Linked DNA regions of Homo sapiens: regions 1 and 2 are each linked to region 3. A link is a contact called in ENCODE Hi-C or POLR2A ChIA-PET data. All regions are on one chromosome and are shown on one strand. The core of a region is the stretch at or near the end of the contact, and the rest is flanking DNA. Distances in the headings are between cores, read along the strand shown. Region 1 has its middle 7.0 kb from the start of LINC02668. Region 2 overlaps LINC02669 (long intergenic non-protein coding RNA 2669). Region 3 holds the start of LINC00702 (long intergenic non-protein coding RNA 702).

Region 1 (3,384 bases), core at 147-2,646, 980 kb before region 3:
AACACTTTGCAATCCTCCTCACAGCTAGGAAGGGCACAGGACTAAATTCTGACCAATGGACAGGACTGCCTTAAAGGAGAGCGTAAAAGCTGCCCCCTGCTCGTCCTCCTGGCTGCTGTGCGGAAGTGCTGGCTGGCACCTGGGCAGCCATTTTTTACCATGAGGCAGAGCAGTGAGTGAGATGAAATGAAGGAGTCTGGGACCCTGATGCCCGGGAAGCCATCACCCCAGCCCAGCCCTACCACCTCCAGTCTCGTAGCTGTGTGGGGGAGATACCCTTCAATCTCCTATAAGTCATGGATTTTTCCTGTTTGTTACATTCAACCCAGCAAAATTCTAGCTGATATTCAAGATCCCCGAATTAGGTAGTTCAGCTGAGCTCAGGAACTGGAAGAGCTGACGTAAGTGGTGAGGTGGAGGTGGCCTCAGGAAGAGGTGGAGCTGATGATGGACACCCTAGGAGAGGAGACACTGTGAGTTTCTCTTCCTGTCCAGATGAACTCACTCCTGATGCACTGGCCATCTTGTTTTCTGAAAACTTCTTTCTCTTTGGTCCTATTTTAGACTCAGAGCAGTTTGGGAGGCAACTGGTTTTATTTGCACAGTTATCACCTGTTCCAATGAAGAAGAAACACAAAGATGTGCTTCTGTGATTTGAAAGTTTATCCAGGATTCAGGCTTTTTAGGAGTCTATGAGGGTATTGCTTGGCTGAAATTCTCCACATTGCCACTGGTTACTTATTATCGTTTCATCCACATCAGTGCTTCTCAAACTGCTGAGCATTAGTGTCACCTGGGGAGCTTTAAAACATTCTGAAGCCCAGCCCATACCCCAGACCGGTTAGATCACAAGTGGAGAAGCTGGGGCCCCAGCATTGGCAGTTGTTAAAGCTCCCTGGGTGGACCCACCGTGCGGAAGGTGGGAGAAGCAGCAAACGCAATTCTTAGTCTCTAAGTGTGGTCCCCAGGCCGGCAGCAGTGAGAGTTTGTTGGAAACACAGACTCTCAGGAGCTACTGAATCGGAATGTTGTGTCTTCCACAAGCTCCCAGGCCGTGTGCTTCGGTGCCAGGAAGATCAGGCTGCAGGGGGCGTTGCGCTGGTTCCTGGTGAGTGCCATGCCCTTCACGGACTCCCCTAACTCCCCACCTGCCAGCGTTTCTTTCTGTTTGTCTTTCAGGTTGGTTCCTTCACCACATGGATGTTGCTTGGTCCTGCTGGCCATTTAATTCTGCTGCCTTTCAGGGAGCAGAGTGCGACTTTTGCCTTCCTTTTGCCACTTGCCAATCATTTTTTCTTCTTCTCCTTCCTGTTTTGCAAATTGTGGCCACCACACACGACCCAGAAATGACTCCTGGGCAGTGCCACCGCCTCCTCCTGACCCACTCATCTAACAGCTTCCTCTGGCTGCTGGTATTGTTAGGAACAGCCACCCTGGGCCTCCAGCAGGGCCCTCACAAAGTGTTCTGTTTAGGGAATCACTGAACAACAACAGGATATCGTCCTGGCCTTTCTCAGAACCTTCTCTTTGTTTCGTGTTTCAGCCCTTCCTCTACAAACCTGTTCCCAGCAGAGCCAACCCGTAAAGTCAAGTTCTCCACAAAAAGGCAGAGTCAGTTTTCTGATGGAATGTAATTGAAACAGACCTAAGTTAATGACATACAGCATATTTCTTTCGGGCTGTGTTGATACCAGCAGCAATTCCCTGAGCAGAAGGAAGTTCCTACCTGCCACCACAGCCTGCTGCTTGCCGGCCACACGGCTGGCACCATCCCCTCCGCAGGGTCATTCGCAGCTGCCCGTGGTCACACACTCAGCAAAGTCCTGAAAGCCTCAGCGCACTGGGGTCAGCTGGCCATGGGGGTGTGTGGGAGGTGCCACAGCAAGCCCCTCCTGACCCTAGGCGTCCCTCCTTCTGACAGCAGAGGAAAGGAGAGCCTTGGGCTGGTTTCAGGGCTGGGTGCAGCCTGGGCTACACATATTTTTGAGAGGAGATTTGGGGGCACAGCTGGGGACTCCTTAAGCCACCATCTCTCTCCTTTGTGAGCCTGAGTACATGGAAGACCCTACCGACTACAGCTCACCTTTCGGATTAGGGGTTATTTACTTCCAGGTCATTATTTTTAAACTTTTCAAATTAGAATATAATACTTGGTATAGATTTCAAAAATCAAACTTCATAGAATTAAAAGTGAAAAGTCATCATCCATTTCATTCCGTTTCTTGATTTTTTTTTTTTGGTCCCAGTGTAACCATCGCAAGTATTCATTCATGCACTCAACAGTATTTATCAAATTCCTACTGCATGCCATGAACAGCTGTCATTACTGGGGCTGCGGTGAACAAAGAAGTGCCCCTGTGACTCATACCTGAGGGGTGGCAGTGGGGGTGGCCATTGAAGGTAGGCCAGCAAGTCCATGAACATTTCAGGGGTGACAATGTGGGAGGGGTAGCAAATGAAGGGTCAGATGGTCAGACGAGGGCTGCTGCAGAGACGGTAGACCAGATGGCTTCTGAGTTGCCACTGGACACTGTGAGTTGACCTGTGTCCCCATGGAAACACTCATTGCATTCTGTGTGTTTATCTGAGTATAAAGATGCACTTGTCCACCAAGAGATGAATGGATAAACAAAATGTGGTCTATCCATACTATACAATATTATGCAGCCTTAAAGAGGAAGGAAATTCTGGCACATGCTGCCACACGGACGACCTTGGGGACATTTTGCTAAGAGAAACAAGCCAGTCTCAGAAGTGCACTGACTTATGGTTCTAGTTAGAGGAGGTGCTTAGGGCAGTCAAAATCACAGAGACAGAAAGTAGAATGAATGGTGTTGCCAGGGGGAGGGAATGGAGGAATGGGGAGTTTTATTTAGTGGACACAGGGTTTCAGTTTGGGAAGATGCAGAGTTCTGTGGAGGGATGGTAGTCACGGTCGCACAATGTGAATGGATGTCATACCTCTGAATTGTCCACTTAAAAATGGTTAACTTAGCACATCTTATGAAGTACATATTTTACCACAGTAAAAAATTATCAATAAAATATATCTTGAACACTTTTCTCTATTCATACTTTTAATTTAATTTTAATTTTATTTAATTTACTTTTATTTTTCAGACAGGGACTCATTCTTTCACCCAGGATGAAGTGCGGTGGCAGGACCATAGCTCACTGCAGCCTCAATCAACTCCCGGAGCTCAAGCAATCCTCCCACCTCAGCCTCCCAAGTAGCTGGGACCACAGGCATGTGGCACCACACCCAGCTAATATTTTGTATTTTTTGTAGAGATGGAGGCAGCGGGGTGGGTGGGTCTCGCCAGTTGCCCAGGCTGGTTACGAACTCCTGAACTCAAGCAATCTGCCTGTCTTGGTCTCCCAAAG
Region 2 (3,369 bases), core at 541-3,040, 790 kb before region 3:
TGAATTCATTTCCATAGAAGGTCACTTATGAGTTGAGTCACATTGTAGAGAAAGAGCTTAATCTTACAAGGTTGAATGGAGGGCATGGTCACATACCCTAACTACCCATGATCGGCAGGAATGAAGAGTGGTGGGCAGGTTGCAGCAGGATCTCAGAACTTCTCTTCCTCCCTGCACCTCCCTGTAAAGCTCCACTGGGCCTGAAGAACCTGTCCATCTATCTTGATAAAGCCTTCAGCTTGAAGGCACCTGCAGTCTGGCCAAGGGTGCCACACAGCATTGTGTAGGACACCCTTTGAATACTTGTGGGTCATTGCTAAGCCGATTCCTCCTCCCTCCTCCTCTTTCCTCTAAATACCATGTTCTGGTTCTGCCTGTTTCTAGGTGGTCATTTCTAGGTCAGAACTATCCTATGCCCAAACAGAAGAGGGCTTGTCTGGGTTCTCAGCAAAGATGCCAGCACTTACAGAGCTTTACTAGGCAAAGCGTGATAGATGATAGATTCTGTGTTTCACCCACACTGCTTTGTTTTCACTGCTGTTTTGCAATGGGTTGTAAACATAACAGAGTCACTGCCAGTGCTAATGATCTGTGATTTTCTAGCAAGGAGGTCAATTGCACCGGGCACCTACCCACACTGCCTACTACCCTTAAAGCAGCAGATCCCATTTATTTTGGGAATGTGAACATCTTACAAACTCACACATTCCACATTGTTCTTCCCTGCCTCCCATGCCTTCATATAAATACAGCATCCCAAGGGAAAGAAAAACTGCCTTTTCATGAATCAGAGAGGATGCTTAACGTATTTGACTTAAAAAAAGTACTTTTAAAGACGTCAAATCCCAAAGTAAGCAGCTTTTACTTCAAAAATAAGCCCACTTCGATGGGAGATCAAAGGGATGGAACTTTCCAAGTTGCAGTTGAATTTAACATTCCAAGAGTCAGGAGGGCAGATTAAAATAGGATTTTGCTTGCAATAACATTTGCGGTCTGTTCAGCATTGTTGAGTGCTTAATCTAGCCAGGAAGTCTGATTTACAGGGAGCTACAGCAGGCCTTCAGCCCCCGGAATTCATCCCAAAAGCAACATGACTTTCGTTTTGAGGAAAGGCTTTGACACAGGGACTACTGCTTTCTCCCAGTAGGGGTTACCAGCCTATTTCAAATCAGGGCCTTTCTTTTCTATAGCAGCAATTGTAAGACAATGAAAACATCCTGTTTCAGAAAAGAATTTGCAAAGAAGTACAACAGGATATTCTCAAACCTGGTGCAAAGTGAATCATCTTATCAAACACAAACTACCTGAGCTATATATTGGTACTGTTTAATTGACAACTCTAAGGTAGGTCTTTGTTTTATTATTATTGTTACATTACTATCATTATTATTATTAATTTGCCATCTTCCTCTCCAAAAAGAACTGTGAATTCTTAAGAATACAGGAAAAGAAGGGACCTCAGGGCTATTATCCCCAAGGCCTTCTGTGGGGCAGGACGATTGAGGCTGGAAGGGGCTGATTTCATCCTCTTCTGAAAGCACTGCAAAAGTGAATTCTAGGGCTTCCTTCCAGAGAAGCCTTCAGAATGACTCAGGAGTCTTTTCATCTCTTCACCGAATTTCTCTTTCCTCACTGTAATTCAATTTAATTTTAGAAAATTAGAGTATAGAGTACTGGCTGCAAACACAAAAACATACAAATGCTACTTCAAAGAGCTTTTACTCTAGGAAGGAGGGCACGCATCTTCTAGTAAGCTCTGATGTTTTTCTCTGACCTCAGTGAAAATACAACGCTTTTTATTTCCAGTCATAGGTTTGGAATGTACTATCACACAGGGACATGCCGCTCAGCCTTTTCTAACCCCCATCGTAACATGCTAAAGAGAAACTGATGAAATCGTTTGCTCAAGGACATGTCTTTTAGCAGATGGGGCCAGAGTTAAACCTTGGTAATGGCTGATTCTAAAATCTAAGATATGATTTCTCATGTGCAAATTCTAAAATCAGGAAAAGTCTGAAAACAAAGTCATATTTGTAGAACTGACACCAAAATACATATGGCAGCAAAAAGTGAGCAGATTTATACAATATTGATGACAAGCTTTCTAAGTCCTTTATTCTGAATATGTATACAATTAGTACAGAAGTATTAACGTATTTTACAAATAGATGACTGCTCTAGCCCTGCTTAGGGTCCTGTGGAAAAATATGGTGAATATACCATATTTTGAAGATTGAAAAAGAAAAGAAGAACTCTGAAGCCTGTATCTCCTCAAGGGTTTTTCTTGGGGACAGTGGACCATGATGTAATTCCTCCCAAGGAAAGTGTAGAGAGCAATAACTCTTGCCGTAGAATACAATATTTTGTAAAACATGCATCAAAATATCAGAACTGAATGTAACCTTTAAGTGAATGTAATTTAACTTCCTCCTCAATTAAAAACCTTCTTTCTGCTGCTGACAGCTGTCCATTCAGCTAACCTGATGTTCTCTATTACTGGTGGCCTATTTATTGCTGCTCAGTCAGGGTTAATAGAAAATTCAGCTGGGCTTGGTGGCTCATGCCTGTAATATCAGCACTTTGGGAGGCCGAGGCGGGCAGGTCATGAGGTCAGGAGTTCAAGATCAGCCTGACCAACATAGTGAAACCCTGTCTTTATTAAAGATACAAAAATTAGCAGGGCGTGGTGGCGGGCACCCATAATCCCAGCTACTTGGGAGGCTGAGGCGGAAGAATCTCTTGAACCCGGGAGGCAGAGGTTGCAGTGAGCCGAGATCATGCCATTGCACTCCAGCCTGGGCTATAGGAGAGAAACTCCGTCTCTAAAAAAAAAAAAAAAAAAGAAAGAAAGAAAAAGAAAAAAAGAGAAAATTCTTCCTTCAGTTTAGCCACGTTGTCCTTCTCCATAACATCCCCAATGGATTCTGTTCTGTCTCATGACCAAGCGGCAGAAACAGGCCCAAGTGTGGTCCTTGCAACGACGGTGCCACTCACAGCACCAGGCCTTCCAGCGGTTGTTTTATTTTATTTTATTTTTACTTTTTTGAGACAGAGTCTCACTCTGTTGCCCAGGCTGGAGTGCAGTGGCACTATCTTGGCTCACTGCAACCTCCGCCTCCCAGGTTCAAGCGATTCTCGTGCCTCAGCCTCCCGAGTATCTGGGATTACAGGTGCGAGCTACCACGCCCAGCTACTTTTTTAGTAGAGATGGGGTTTAGCCATGTTGCCCAGGCTAGTCTCAAACTCCTGAGCTCAGGCAATCCGCCTGCCTCGGCCTCCCAAAGTGCTAGATTACAGGCGTGAGCGACCGCGCCGGCACAGTGGTTGCTTTAAAATTTAATTATTCACTTAAAACATTTCAAAGTGACT
Region 3 (3,871 bases), core at 1,049-3,548:
ACTTACTCTTTGCCCTCAAAAAGCCACAAGCATGAAAAAAAAGCAATGGAAATGTCTCCTGGTGCTATGAAAAGGGAGGCGTCTTGCTCATTTTAGGGCATTAAAAAAAAATCTTTCCACCGTTTTTATTTTTCTATTTTCCTGCATCTTCGACATCATCAAAGCATGTTCTCTGTTTCTGTCATTTTGAGACAAGCACTAACTGTACTGTCTTCTGTAGTCTGGCAGAGATAATGTATCTGGGTTTCCTTAGTGATATTTTAAACACATTTTTTTTCTGTCCTCCCATACAGAGCGCATACTTTTGGTGGAATTCCTGTTGTGTGGGAGACCAGCTTAGTTCCATTCACACACTCACACTCCCAGATGTGGCCCCATGGGTTTATTCCTGTCTCGCTGTTTCAACAGTCAGACGTTTGTTCTTCAGGCTGCTTGCTCCAGTATCCTCGTCAGACAACCGCAGGGAGCCTTTGTGCATTTATTTATTTATTTGCTTGGTATGCTTCAGTGTTTTGGGGGCTTTTCTTCCCACTGAGTAAGTTAAAACTCTGCAAAAGTTTGCCTCCAGAAAAAGGGAGCCAAACTGCCCCTTGATTACTTGAATTGTGTAAATGAGGGATGGCAGGTGTTGGGGCAGGGAAGGTGGCAGAGAAAGAAGTGGAAATCATTTGGAATCCAGGATTATCACTTATTGTGCCCCTGTATTGAAAAATTACAAAATGAAACTGAAAGGTTGGGCAACAGAAAGAGGATTATGTTTATTTTCACTACCACTAAACTTTGCCACTACAGGTTGGTTTAATTAACCCGTGAGATGAAGTGCTGAACTCTCTGAAAAGATAAATGCTTTCAGAGGTGCCTCAGACACGAGAAACACAATAATATTTATATTTCTTTTTGACTGAGGAAGGTCACTGTGGTGACAGTTTCAGGAGGACACCTGTATTATTCTCTTTTGTCAACAGGACTTGTAATATGAACAAAACATGCAGTCACTTCCCACCAGGATGTGTCCTTCTGGACATCAGCATACGTGCAAGATGACAATTTCAGGCAAGAATTTTTTCCTCTAATCTATGATTTAATCAGTTGGGTGTCTGGGAGTGGGTTAGAGAACATTTCTGAAGTTAAAGCTTGAATGTTTTTCATGTGGCTGGAGGTGAGGGCAGGCGTCCAGGAGACTCAGGCAGCAGCTGCATAGCTCAGTGCCTAAGTGATCTCTGCTCTTAGGAGGATCAATTGAAAGCTTAGGGGAAATAGGGCTCCCAGGAAGATGGGTGCTTAAAAATGAATACTGTAAATGTTACTCAGCATACAATTGAGGGAAAGCCATCACTCACAGGAAGTGAGCACAATTCTTTATTATCTGGGCCCTGTCACTAATGAAACATTCAGTGTAGAAGAAATCAGTCCCCTTTGAGTTTAGGCTTGTCATGATGGCTCTGGGTTTCCTTCATTCACAGCAATCACACTTAAAATGTTTACAGTCTGAAGACCTGAAAAACATGTCCACACCCTTGAATTCGTTGTAGTTACACATGAGGTCAATGTTATCCATCTTCATTTATCAAATAAAGAAATTGAAAATATAGTCTGTCAGAAAATAATTCCAATTCAGATCTTCAAGAGTTCACGTTTTATTGTCCTATTGTACTAGAGCTATTTTTGTAAAACATACATCTTTAAGCTTTCAGACAGAATCGTGAAAACGTAAACTTATCACACACAACAGCATAATATGCAATGCAGTGCAGTCTAGGATATACGCATTAGTGTCAATTTTTAATTAAAAAATGCTGAATTTTGTTTAAAAAGTTTTTTTTTTTCCTGGATCTGGAAAAGGAAATGCTTTTCTGGAGTAAAACACAGAGGATAAGGTAGAATTCTTACCTGAAGTGCCTGTAGGAGATTCCAACGTGAATGCATTTCACACGCTTTTACAAGCTACTTTCTTCTCCTTTCTTTTTTCAATCATCTTAGCAGTCATTGTTTATTTTCTGGAGATGAGTAGTTTTTATTTATACTAGAAAGCCCATAGTTTTTACATAGGTTGCCTTTCATTCTTGGTAAGACACTGAGAAAAGGAGAAAAAGAAAACTTTAGAGATAGAGCAATGGTATAATTGATTGAATGTTACGTGAACTGTCAAGATCAGAACTTTCTCATACTATCTTAGGAATAAAAATATGTTCTGGTTAGTAATCCTCACCAAGTTTGGAAGGTTAGAGGTGACTCAGCCTCCATGAATGTGGTCTGGTCTTATTTTAAGAAGGGCTTCTGAGTCATGTGGAGTTGTGTCAAACTATGTGTTATGTTATGTTATTTTAAAAAGACAGCTTGGAGAGAGGAAATTGAACTATCTTTTTTTTTTTCCAAAAAACTCTGCCCTTTAATAGAAGAAAAGGGCAAGTTATTTCCCACAAATCTCACTCTATGTAATGTAGCCTAGAATGTATTTTTACCACAGATATATTCTTAAAGTAGTTTGGCATGACCTTACTTAGAGTATTTTAAGTTTGTGACTTGAATTGTTTTTGCTTAATATTTATCCTTAGATGTGGTTGAATGCACTGTTCATAACTGAATAAATTTACTATCGATCCATTATTATCGTGATTGTTCACCTATTCAAATTGATAGCTACACAGATACATGTACTATTTTTATCAATATTCAAAATGCATAATGTTAAGTGAACTTCAATTTTCTCAACTCAGAAAAGTAGCAATAGAATAAATCTTGCCTATCTCCCTGAGTTGCAATAACATGTAATAAAATCCTTGGAAAAGTACATCAGATAATGACGGGTTCATGATGGCTCACGTTGACTGGTAATGCCATGGCTTACAATTGAGTATGAAGTCTGCACTGCGGCTCAGCTGAGGGAAAGGCACATCCAGGTGGGTGAGCAGGTCTGCTACAGGAACTCACTCTTGCATTCTAACTTCCCTGAGCCTTTGGGTATGTTTCTCGATGTTATACCAAGAACGTTCTGACATTTTAACCTCAAGTCGTATAGGTCACCTCTGGTTCCATGATTCAGCCAACCGATTGAGAAAATTATTAGTGCCATTATTAGACCCTCAAGCTAAGACACTGAATCAATAAATCCGCTTCAAAACATATACCATGATACAATTGTATATTATTTCCATCTTAATCCCACACTCTTAAGATACATTGTCATTCTTATTTCCCAGGGTTTGTTGATATTAATTGGCAGATCATGCAACTCTTTGGATGTGTATCATATCCCATCACAGGTTTGAGACTTGAGTCAACTCTAGGTCTAAAAGGAAGAAAAAGGAGTGGGAGTAGAACTTAATGAAGATTAGTAGGGCTCTCAATGCAGTACTAATGGGCGGTGGTGGGCATTAGAGATTCTTCAAGAAAAGGGAGACTAACTTCCTCAGGCACGGCTGCAGACTGCTTCTACTGGCCAAGAAGGCAAGGAAAGCTGTCAGAATTAAGGGCTCTAGGTTTCCAGATTAACTAGAATTTGCTCATATATTCCCTTCCCAAACCTCAGAATCCCACTCCTTCCCAGTAAATGTCCTAAATTTAATAAAAGAGACTCTATGAGGTTTGGAATTCAATTTTGGCTATAATTCAGCCACCCACAGGATGAAACTTTGGGTTTCCTGTTCAAAAACCTTGGCTCTCTGGCTACAGGAGATAGGATTTCTTTCAGGACCAATCTAGAAGCTTTCAGGACCCTTATATAGAACTTGATCTTGGTACTTAAAGCCCTGAATTTCTCCAGTGTAGTTAGAACTAGCCAACCAACACAATTATATTCATCATTTTCATTAAAATGGTCAAACTCAATAAATTCTTGGTTACTCAGATGGGCACTTAATAAAAGATGTGT

The links. Hi-C counts contacts between places; a loop is a spot of excess contacts on that map. ChIA-PET counts read pairs that join two places held with the same protein, here RNA polymerase II (POLR2A). Pooled maps may share reads with other maps.
Region 1: a loop to region 3 is called in a map of endothelial cell of umbilical vein, with 4 times the contacts of the local background. The contact joins the enhancer-like site here to the promoter of LINC00702 in region 3. A Hi-C loop is called at or near these places in 1 of 168 maps with a recorded cell type or tissue (endothelial cell of umbilical vein). POLR2A ChIA-PET finds 5 or more read pairs at or near these places in 1 of 52 experiments (activated CD4-positive, alpha-beta T cell).
Region 2: a map of endothelial cell of umbilical vein shows a loop between it and region 3 (5-fold over the local background). The contact joins the enhancer-like site here to the promoter of LINC00702 in region 3. A Hi-C loop is called at or near these places in 4 of 168 maps with a recorded cell type or tissue (IMR-90, chondrocyte, endothelial cell of umbilical vein and 1 more) and 9 of 50 pooled maps. POLR2A ChIA-PET finds 5 or more read pairs at or near these places in 1 of 52 experiments (IMR-90).

The regions. Positions count from the first base shown.
Region 1 is chr10:3,262,862-3,266,245 of GRCh38, forward strand. No RefSeq gene overlaps it. Among named protein-coding and RNA genes, the nearest start is that of LINC02668, 7.0 kb to the left of the region's middle. RefSeq lists a silencer at 1-152. Within about 2 kb of position 1,397, at least 5 of the 41 ENCODE cell types and tissues checked have a DNase peak (open chromatin) inside an H3K27ac peak, as active enhancers do; they include endothelial cell of umbilical vein, where a contact is called at or near this core.
Region 2 is chr10:3,451,346-3,454,714 of GRCh38, forward strand. All of the region lies in intron 3 of LINC02669 (long intergenic non-protein coding RNA 2669), which reads right to left. All of the region lies in intron 1 of LOC105376360 (a long non-coding RNA gene), which reads left to right. LOC124902538 (a long non-coding RNA gene) reads left to right here. Exons shown (of 2, transcript XR_007062362.1): 1 at 1-1,344. Among named protein-coding and RNA genes, the nearest start is that of LINC02669, 50 kb to the right of the region's middle. RefSeq lists an enhancer at 917-1,554. Within about 2 kb of position 1,791, at least 4 of the 41 ENCODE cell types and tissues checked have a DNase peak (open chromatin) inside an H3K27ac peak, as active enhancers do; they include endothelial cell of umbilical vein and gastrocnemius medialis, where a contact is called at or near this core.
Region 3 is chr10:4,241,614-4,245,484 of GRCh38, forward strand. It overlaps LINC00702 (long intergenic non-protein coding RNA 702), which reads right to left and starts at 2,299. Exons shown (of 3, transcript NR_108040.1): 1 at 2,210-2,299; 2 at 1,891-2,074.